2 separate regions of the Homo sapiens genome follow, and region 2 is linked to region 1. Evidence: read pairs that join two places in POLR2A ChIA-PET (ENCODE). Cell type or tissue: OCI-LY7. All regions are shown on one strand. Each heading gives the region's core, and the rest is flanking DNA. Links, peaks and the distances in the headings are about the cores only.

Region 1 (5,376 bases), core at 110-5,109:
GAGGCACACAAAGTTGGGCAGTAGCAGACCTGTTCTATCACTAACTAGTACTGTGAGTTTAAGCAAATCATGTAACTTCAGTTTCCTCATTTGAAAAACAAGATTATGATGAATGATTTCTTAGTTCCCTACCAGCTTTAAGAGTCTCATTGACAAATTTTTTTAAGTAGTAATGATTTTATGGAAATTATTAATCTGATTTAGGACTTCGGCAATTTTAACTGTAAAAGTTAAAGTTTTATCCATTATATTAAGTAATACATGGATACATTATAATTATAAAAAGAAATTCAAATGATATGATAAGGCCAAAGTTTTCCTGGCACCCTTCCCATAATCCTAGAGGAAACCTGTCTTACCAGCTTGCAGTGTATTCTTCTAGGTTTCTTTGTTGTTAATGCAGGAGAGGTATTATGGCTCTGTGGCTGTTAGCCTTAGCTTTAGCCTCTGTGACTCTTCAGTCTTAAAGACTGAGGAATAATTTTGCCCAGATCCAGAACCCAGTAAAACCACTAGCCAGTGTAGAACCCTGCTGAAGTCATCCAAACTCCCTATGCTTCAGTTCCGAACTAAAAACAGCAACAAAAATGGCAACCACTCAGGAGATTGTTGTGCCGATTAGATATGGTACATATAAAACACACAACAGAGCCTGGCACCCAGGAAGTATCAGTTATTACTGATAAACTTTTAGCTATTTTGTAATAAAATATCTATACTTACTTCTTCACCAATTCATTTGAAGAATAAGTAATTTAAACACATATCCTAACTCAAGAAAGTCACTCAAAGAGCAACATGAAATACAAATGCACTCAGGAAAATAGATCTCTTCTCTTGGAATATTTAATCATTGATCTTGAGACCAAAGTCTTCTTTGATATCATCTGATAAACCTTGCAGATGAGGGAAGTCAGGCTCATCAAGTTATGTTACTAACACTTCAGATTTTTATTTAATATGGGAAATATTTAGTAGGTGGGGGGAGGGATGAAAAATAAAATTGAAGAGAGCTATGTCCAGCCTTGTCTCTATAGTTTTGTCCCATCACTGAAAATCATTAAGCAGTCATGATACCTAGGGACCCGAGGACACCGACAGCATAACATGGCTAAACACACTGTGATGAATATCTGAGCTTTGTTTCTAACTTAGGAATGAGGGTTCAATGTGCTTGCTTTATTTTCATTTAGCATTTATTCTATAATAGATTTTCCTTTCTTAATTAAGAATCCTTTAATCAAGGAGGCCGAGGCAGGAGAATCGCTTGAACCTGGGAGGCAGAGGTTGCAGTAAGCCGAGATCATGCCACTGCACTCCAGCCTGGGTGACAGAGCGAGACTCTGTCTCAAAAAAAAAAAAAAAAAAAAAAAATCCTTTAATCAAGCGGGGGAAAAGCCTGCCTGGTTAGATTTGGATTTTACTATTTTCTTGACACAGAAAGACACAGAGACTAAAGTTTCAACTGAGAAAAAATAAAGTATCACGTTTTCTTCCACTTGAGCCTAATCAATTTTTTACCTTTACACACAGTGATAAGAGCCTGTGCCAAAGGTTCTTGATTCTGTCTACGTGAAAGGGCTATACCTGACAGCCACTTAGTCCACAAGTCAATAGCCTTCAATAATGAAAAGTCAAGGGCCCTGACTCTGGGTTTGCACCATTCCTGCACTGCTCCAGGACAGATGCTCCCTCTGCTGGGGTGGCCCCTGCTCTGGCAGATGATCCTTTTGCTCCCATGACAACCCACCGTGCAGAGAGCACACCCATGCAGTGCCCTGTTGGAGATGAGAGAGACGAAGGGTAGAGCGAAAGACCGGGGCTTGCCCTTTAACCAGACCCAAATGTTTCCCTGGCCTTCTTGGCTAAATGCCATTATCAACACATTTCCAAGAGCAACAGCTGGCCTCGGGGAGCAGTGAACTATGGCCCTTGTGTGATTTAAAGATCCCTCTGCCCCACATTTCACCTCACTCTCCTTTTAAACTGTCTGATACACTGTATTTGAGACTTATTCCTTTAGTTTAACAATCATGTCTTAAGATGTAAATGTCCTTGGGACCATTTGCTAATGCAGTAAGATCCATCAGTCATTCCTGCTACGGCATGAGTTTGTTTCATCCATCCCTTTCTTTCTACCAGCTAAGATCATCAAATCTAGAGGAGGAGAGTTGGGTTATGTTTTATTGTTCTTATTTTATCTTTTGACTCAAGAGATGAACTTATGAGGGAAGGAAGGGTGATTTGGGAGAATAGGGCCCTGCTGGGAAGGGTAGGGAGGTGAGTAAAAAGGGTGGGCTTCTGGCAGACAGCAGGAGGGCCTGGATCAATCTGGGTGAGTGGGGAATCCAGCAAGGAAGCATACATCCAAAACAAGCCCCATTATTTCACAACTATGGGACTAGCCTACTTCAGGGAATATCACTCCAGATCTTGGCCATGACCTAGAGTTGCATAAAATCTGCTTATCTTTCAAATTAATACCACAGTGATTGATGAGAGAGCATTTTTTCAGTAAACTGAATTTAAAACCCAGTGATCACATGAAAAAAAGCATAATAAAAAATCACACACACACACACACACACACACACACCCATCATGTACAAATTATAATTTAGATAAGGAATATAATTCCCAATTACAAAGTGAAGGCTGTGGCAGTATTATGTATAATGACCTTGACAGAGAAGATTATCTTCCCACATTGGCCTGCCACCCCGTCCTACATTTTGTATAGCCGTGACCATGCCGTATTTAGGATGGAATAAGGACAAAGGCCTACACAACCATTGATCCCCCGAGGATGGAACGACTGGCTACTTTTCCTCAAAAGTGTGCTAAGCACATGTGTGAGCTGGTAGCTATGGATTGCCTTCAAATAAACAACTGTTTCCAAATCTGCCTGGATTGTAAAAATCACCCAAGGTGCCTGTTTAAACCAAGCCATTCCACAGAATTCTGATTCAATAGGCCTGGAAAGGCCCCAGGAAATTGTGTTTTTCATCAACACTTCAGATTACTTTTGTAATCAGGCATATGCTATAAATACCAAGATAAGACGTCTACAATTTCAGGAAGAAAATTAGAAAGGGGGAGAGGCCAGAGGGAGTCATTTCTTTCTTGAGCTTGGAAATATGCATTGCTGCCCCGTTTAGAGGATAGAGTATGACTTCAGGCCCAATTCATTGCCTGTCTTGAGCTGAGAACTTTCCATAATATCAACAGAACATAAGAATCCCAGATAAAGAGGGAATTCAGCTCTTATGTACGAAGGCCTATTAATATCCATAAACTCACTAACCTTTTGGAAATATGCAATTAAGATCTAGTGTTGACCGGACACGGTAGCTCACGCCTGTAATCCCAGCACTTTGCGAGGCCAAGGCGGGCAGATCACTTGAGGCCGGGAGTTCAAAACCAATCTGGCCAACATGGCAAAACACCATCTCTGCTAAAAATAAAAAAAAATAAAAAAAATAAAGCCAGATTTGTGGCACACACCTGTAATCCCAACTACTCGAGAGGCTGAGGCAGGAGAACCGCTTGAACCTGGGAGGCAGAGGTTGCAGTGAGCCAAGATCATGCCACTGCACTCCAGCCTAGATGATAGAGTGAGACTCCGTCTCAAAAAAAAAAAATCTAGTGTCGTGGAGCTTATTGTGATATTCCTTGATATGCTGGTGGTAAAGGCCCCACCACTGCCAAAAAAAAGATGAATGTTGCTACTATAATGGTGCAGCCAGAGTTCTGAGATAATAAACTAAAGCTGGTTAACACAGCAAGTTAAAATGTGGGTAGTGCCCAGAGCTAGTTTGAAGTACAATACACAAATGGAACACAACTTTTCACAAGAATTCCTTTACCACGGAGCTAGCTGTATTCAGAGCCCCATTCAGCAGCCTCCTAATACATGGCCTAGGCCTGAAAGGGAACACAGGAAAATAAAACAGTAATTATATGGAGCGATAGGATTGTAAGTGAAGTTTTTCTATATTTATTTTCTGTATTGTTATTTTAATATGAATGAGTGCAATAAGAAATCAGCAGTTTTTAATGTATTACTTGCTATTCACTCATGACTATTTTGTCAAAAAGCAAATGAAAGTATTTCTTAATGACAACTGAGCCAGTTTACTAATGCTTCTATTCATGAAGATATTATATTCCATCAACACATTCCTCTGTCATAAACTTCATTTTCAGACATGAAAACAATATAAGAGGCACTGAGACTCATGTCTCAATTTTGGAAAAAGCATTTCATACACTATGAAAATGGAGTTCAATGCTTATTAAAATAGCACTGGACATTCTGGAAAAACTTAAAATATGCCACAGAAGCCTCTGAGGTAAAGAGAAGGGAGAAGTTAGGGTTGAGAGGGTTAGGAAGTAAGAGCAGGGTGGAAGAGGCCAACAGCCCAGGAATTTCCTTGGTACAGGTAGGCTTTGGTCTTTTTCACTGCCTAAGGCTGGGGCCAGAGCCTTGAGGAAACGCATTGTGGTTAGCCCCAGGCACCCCAGGACAGAAAGGCTCTCTGGTGGAAATAGAAATGTACATTGGAACCATTGCATCTGGGCCTCATGGTCCTTTCATGCTTTGATAGAGGGAAGGGGTAGAGCAACTGCCTAATGGTGGGACTGGGAGAATGATCACAAACAGGATGCTAGGCTGCTGAAAGTGGAGTGGGAATGGCTGATATCAGAGGGAGGGGCTAAGACCAGCCCTGTGATGGTGGGGGGAATCCTGGCTAAGTGAGGGAAAAGGAAAAGATAAAAGCCCCAAGGAGAAACCACGAGGACTTGCAGCCCCACTGCTCTGTAGCTGAGTGCAGGCAGTCAGGCACCCAAACAGACAGACAGACTAAGGCTGTTCTCAGCCATCATGGCTGAGCTCAGGCTACCCTGCTTTGCATATCTCATGAGCATTTTCATGTTTGACCACAGCTGACTAAAGTATATTTGCTTCCAGACAATTTGCTAATAGAGATATAACTGCAAGAGAAAGGCAGATATTCCAGTCCAGGCCAATAGGAAAAGCTGAACTTTCACCTTTCTCCCAGAGTTTATGATGAGGTTTGGAATTCAGACTAATGTTCAGAAGACTTTTTCTTTCTTTTTTCACTTGACTTTCCAAATGATGGCAGGGACCTTAGATAACAATTTTCAAACTAATATTTTCACCAAAAAGGATTAGATAAAAAACAACTAGCAATCTTTCTTTTTATATTTTGGTTTAAAGTTTAGTATTCTCTTTCAGGTGGAGGATGACCAGTTTTACACTTTACTGAAAAAAAAATATGTTTTAATTTTATAATTTACTTTCCCAAGAGTCCATCAGATTTCTCCAAACACTCATCTAGAATATATCCTTCA
Region 2 (5,376 bases), core at 114-5,113, 520 kb before region 1:
ACACAGTGGACACTAGCCACATGTGTCTTCAAATTTTTTAATTCATTAAAATTAAGTAAAAGTTTAAAATTCAGTTCCTCAGTTGCACTAGATTAGGACATTCTCATCCTATGGGACAATGCTAGTCCAGAAAAGAGAAGGCTCTAAATCTGAGAGAACATCCAGGAGAAACTTTTCTAACACAGCTCTCCCAAAGAAGAGAGGCAGTGACGAGAGCAGACAGAGTGAGCATACACCTGATGCTCAATGCCAAGAAAAATATTTAAATAGGGCTCTTAAGCTTTTATTGGGCATTATCTTTATATGGAGGTAATTCACCAAGCAGTCTTCTGACTAATTCTCACCCTAAAAGCAAGAATTTTTTTTCGAGACGGAGTCTCGCTCTGTCGCCAGGCTGGAGTACAGGGGCCACGATCTCGGCTCACTGCAACCTCCGTCTCCTGGGTTCAAGTGATTCTCCTGCCTCAGCCTCCCGAGTAGCTGGACTACAGGCACACACCATCATGCCCAGCTAATTTTTAGTAGAGATGGGGTTTCACCATGTTGGCCAGGATGGTCTCAATCTCTTGACCTTGTGATCCACCCACCTCGGCCTCCCAAAGTGCTGGGGAATACAGGCGTGAGCCACCAGGCCAGGCAAGACTATTTTTTTTAATTAATGTAGGACAAAATTATGTACTCAAGCAAGGAGCATTTATAGAGTACTTATAACTCACAAAGACACTTTGATAGGCGCCACACAGGGGCAGAGAAGAAATTCCCAATGATGTTTTTGCCTCAAGGAGTAAAATGCCTAAAACTATAAACGTTAGAAAACAGGTAGGCAGGGTTATGAAACAACAAGCGCCTCAGAAGTTCAGAAGGTGGCATCCCAAAGGCTCGGACAGGTGGCTTTACCTGCCTGCACTTGGAAACAGACCTTTAATACCTTTCTCTGAAATAAGAGGAAAGGTCTTTCGCTCTGGAGCCCCTACACCCTCTCTCAACTAGTTCACTTCTCTCCTGCTGCCAACATCAGCAGTCAACCCTAAAACTCTCAATTCCTTAGAGGTCCTCATTGCAAGCCCTTCACACCTGACACTCTCCCATAACGGCCAATTCTCCTCCCCAAAAGCCCCGTGCCTGTGCCTGTGCCAAGCACACCAACCGAAATACCACATTGAGTTCTGTTTTTCATATTCCTGGTCCCCTCTTCTGAACAGGGTGGCACCTACAGCAGCAAAGCCTTGCTTTCTAATGTGCAGCTTTTAACTTGCTGAAAACTTAGAGCACAGAAAACTGAAAATAACCCTATTTGCCTAAAAAGTATTTCATCCTTAAGGATCTATACAACTTTCATCTCCTCTGCAGGTTTCCCTGCCCTCCCCTCCTCTGAATCTGTATCTGTATCTGTTTCCACAGTGCATCAAAAAGACATCTCTATTACTGCCCTGATGACTTTCACATCAGAGCTCTTCTTACATATGTCTAAAGCAGAGTTCCTTGAAAGCAGGCCCAGCTCCTTTCCCATCACACATTCTTTCAAGGTGTCCTGGGTTTAATTTGTAATGTAAAACATAAGCTAACGGGCTAGAGCTCAGGCACTGTGCTAGGTACAAAATTTCCCTCTGTTATCTGAGGGGAGCTCTTCTCTGAGTAGTCTGTTAGCTTCTCAATACACAGACACTGTGTGATATTTATTTTGACTGCCTGGAAGCCAACTAACTTCTGGTTCTCAGCTGCACTGTGAAAATATGAAGTTGCCAGAGAGCTGAGATACAGACAGCAGTAGTATTCAATATAGTCACATTAAAACCAAGTGAAGAGCAGGGACTTTCGACCTATTAAGAACCTGTACTTAATAATTTTCACATCACACTAGGCAGTCTTCAACCTCCCCTTGTATTGAGTTGAACCAGTTAATGATTACCTGGCTTTGATTAAGTTCCCCTTTCATAAAGCGCAACTGCGAAGTACCATAAATGATGTTTAGGAAAACCAGACACACCAGTGACTCTTGGAACTGGATTATTCCTCCCAGGATAACAAATAGGAAGCCTCAGGAATGCTTGCCTGCAGTCAACCTTACCCAGTAAGATCTGGTTACAGACCTGCAGTATCACACTCAGGTACGTTTCTCCAGGCTTTGGCTTTCTCTGACCTGCCTGACATGCAAAGGGCCTCAGCAATTTAAAGCATTACATTAAAAAATCATGTTTTTACCCCGACCCAAACCCTGGTAGGCTCCAAGAACAACAAAGCAGGACTTACTGCCATTGTCGTCAGAATCCTCACTGCTGCTGGGAAGGCGACCTCGTTTCATGATCTCCCCGGGAAACAGCAGGCAGCCTGCAAAGCAATGAGACAGCACTTAACCCAAGATGATAATACACAATCATCAAGTTGTGCTTCAGATGGCAGCCCAGGATTTACAGCAAACAAAAGCAAACAAATGGCTTTAAGTAGCATTTGAATTGTAAACAGTAAAAAGACCAAAGATACATAATTAGGTGCAATCATTAACAAACCAGGTTAAAAAAGGAGGGGGAGGGGTGGAGAAGTCACATATCAGTAGGTCTCCCAAAGATGCCAGGTTTCTTTCTATATTCCTGTGACATTATTACTATAACTACTCCAGGAATCTTTAGCTGACTGGCAGCAAGCACTGCAGAAAAAAATCCACAGCAATGAACACTGTACTGTGCTTCCTCACTACAGACAGATTCATATTTTATGCGTACATGTGGGGGGTGGGGTGGGGTTGTGCCTGGATGTGTGAATATTTACACTGCACTGGGCATGATTATGCTTCTCAGGCAAATTTTACTAAAATAACCCTAAAGGCGAAAGAAACAAAACAAATCGGGTAATGGAATGCAAATGTCTCCTCCAGCCATCTCTAACCCCACAGAGGGAACAGGAAGGAACCACAGACATTATACAATTTTGATCCAGACCCCTCCCTTTCACATTAGGAAACTAAAGCCAAGAAAGGTTAAGCAGCAACTTCCCCAAGGTCACGTTGTGGGAATGGAGCTTCTAATTCCAAATCCAACACTATTTCCACTCCACTTCACCTCAGCTCCCTTCAGGACAAATAGACCCAAATCCAGCCAAAATAAGAAGTCAGTTTGTACAAAGACCCAGCGCACCTGGCCAACTCCTCCCAGGTAGCTGATGATAACAGAATTCTAGCACTACCCTCAAGTATGAGAAAGGCTGCATTTAGGTAAGAAGGCAGTGAACTGAGACGGAATGGCCAGTAATGAACTTATACAGATGGTCTCGCGGTTATATTCACACAGGGCAGCTCTCTAAACAAATACAAAAAGCTTTTCCAAATTAAAATTACTGATCAACCTGACATCTTTAGGGCACTGGTCTGTCAGTTCAATGAATCCTAAAAATGAAAGGGAGCTTTTTCAAGTGAGAAAAAGTATGGTAGTCCATCACCTACCTACCCATCCACCCTCTCAGAAAAGTACATCCCAACCTCCTCCTCATTGGGAATCACAATATGTATGATGTGGTGTTAACAATGCAAATGTGGCTGGGCATGGTGGCTCACCCCTGTAATCCCAGCACTTTGGGAAGCAAAGACGGGAGGATCACTTGAGGTCAGGAGTTGGAGACCAGCCTGGCCAACATGGTGAAACTCCGTCTCTACTAAAAATATAAAAATTAGCCGGGCGTGGTGGCAGGTGTCTGTAATCCCAGCTACTTAGGAGGCTGAGGCAGGAGAATCGCTTGAACTCAGGAGGCGGAGGTTGCAGTGAGCCGAGATCACACCACTGCACTCCAGCCTGGGCGACAGAGACCCTGTCTCAACATACACACACACACATACACACAACAATAGAAGTGGGGCACATAGGAATGGTGTGGAGAAAAAAATGTGGAAAACCGGGCTGGGTGTGGTGGCTCATACCTGTAATCCCTGCACTTTGGGAGGCCGAGGTGGGAGGATCACGAGGTCAGCAGTTCGAGACCAGCCTGACCAACACGGTGAAACCCTGCCTCTACTAAAAATACAAAAATTAGCCGTGCGTGGTGGCGCGCATCTGTAATCCCAGCTACTCAGGAGGCTCAAGCAGGAGAATCACTTAAACCCGGGAGGCGGAGGTTGGAATGAGTGGAGATCACACCACTGCACTCCAGCCTATGTGACACAGTGAGATTCTGTCTTGAAAAAAAAAGAAAAATGTGGAGAACCACTGTGATAGAACAAGAAAGCAATTTTAAAAAACCAAAGCTCCACTCTAAAAAGGCCTACAAAAGAGCAGTCAAAAAAGCCTAAACTCCCTTTTCCTTTGACTAGTCACTTCACAATTTATCACCCTCTGTTAAAATTGTATATAAGCCTTCAGGTCTAACTCTTCTTGGGTTTTTTCTCTTCGGTGAAGTCTCCTTCCCTTTACCCACATCTGGCACATAAAAATATCAACATCAGTGAAGTTTGCCTTTTCTCCTGTAATGTCTTTTGTCATTTAATTCAGACTCGCATGAACTGAACCTAAAAAAGTAGATGAAAAGTTTTTCCTATACTACACTTAAAAAATGGATCTACACAATTCATCCAAATATTTAGGTCCCTAATCTATAATTGCAATATTTTATATTTTCTTCCTGAGAAACTCACCCAGTTAAAGTTTTTGTTTATCAATTGATTCTTCAAAAGCCATTAAAATGATGTACCAAGAGAAAGGCTGAACATAAGTCCTGATCAGTATGGGTCATGAGCTATATTATGGACACGCTTTACAAGCTGGGGTTTCATGCTGTAGGCATAGTCAAGTCCTAAAACCCACTCCATCCCTTTTCCAAAAGCCCCACTCACCCATAACCAGGCAATCTGCAACTTGGCCTGGGGTAAGCCCACTCCAGCCCTCAGGTTCCATAACCAAGAAACACCAGTGGTCCACTCCCTATTCAACTGTTTTCTCTGCCCTGTGTGTGCCAAAAACACCAACTGCAGACAGGTAAGCTCTCCAACCTTCTAGAGAATGCACCTCTGGGTCCCCTCAGGATCCAGCAAGAGGTAAAAGGGAAAAGGGAAAGGCAGAAGACCACTCACTCCTAACAGCTTCAGCTCCCCAAAGCCAACATTACAAAAGAGTGCTAAAAAAAATTAGTACTAGGCTGGTCGCGGTGGCTCACATGTGTAATCCTAGAACTTTGGGACGCCAGGGCAGGAGGACTGCTTGAACCTAGGAGTTGAGACCGGAGTGGGCAACACAGGGAGACCCCTATCTCTATAAAAAAATTTAAAAATTAGATTCACCTAACAGAGTAGCTTTTAAGAATCTTTTTGAATCAAAATGCTTACTTTCCAGCTTTCAAACACAACTCCCTGAGGAAGCACTTCAACAGTCACTAAATAAAGAACGCAAGCATTGG

Evidence for each region. Peaks named below come from ENCODE experiments on the same cell type or tissue, not always from the same donor. Only the 100,000 strongest peaks of a DNase experiment are listed, where the experiment ranks them.
Region 2: POLR2A ChIA-PET joins it to region 1 with 6 read pairs; 2 of 35 experiments call an interaction of 5 or more read pairs at or near these places.

What each region holds. Positions count from the first base shown.
Region 1 is chr4:128,306,849-128,312,224 of GRCh38, reverse strand. No RefSeq gene overlaps it. Among named protein-coding and RNA genes, the nearest start is that of PGRMC2, 22 kb to the right of the region's middle. In OCI-LY7, for the core only: no CTCF peak of the experiment used is centred there; no DNase peak of the experiment used is centred there.
Region 2 is chr4:128,828,685-128,834,060 of GRCh38, reverse strand. It overlaps JADE1 (jade family PHD finger 1), which reads right to left. Exons shown (of 11, transcript NM_199320.4): 2 at 2,251-2,328. The coding sequence starts at 2,302. Among named protein-coding and RNA genes, the nearest start is that of JADE1, 22 kb to the right of the region's middle. RefSeq lists enhancers at 1,248-1,927, 1,928-2,607. In OCI-LY7, for the core only: no CTCF peak of the experiment used is centred there; DNase peaks (open chromatin) are centred at 2,810 and 3,210; H3K4me3 peaks cover 1,751 bases; H3K27ac peaks cover 2,531 bases.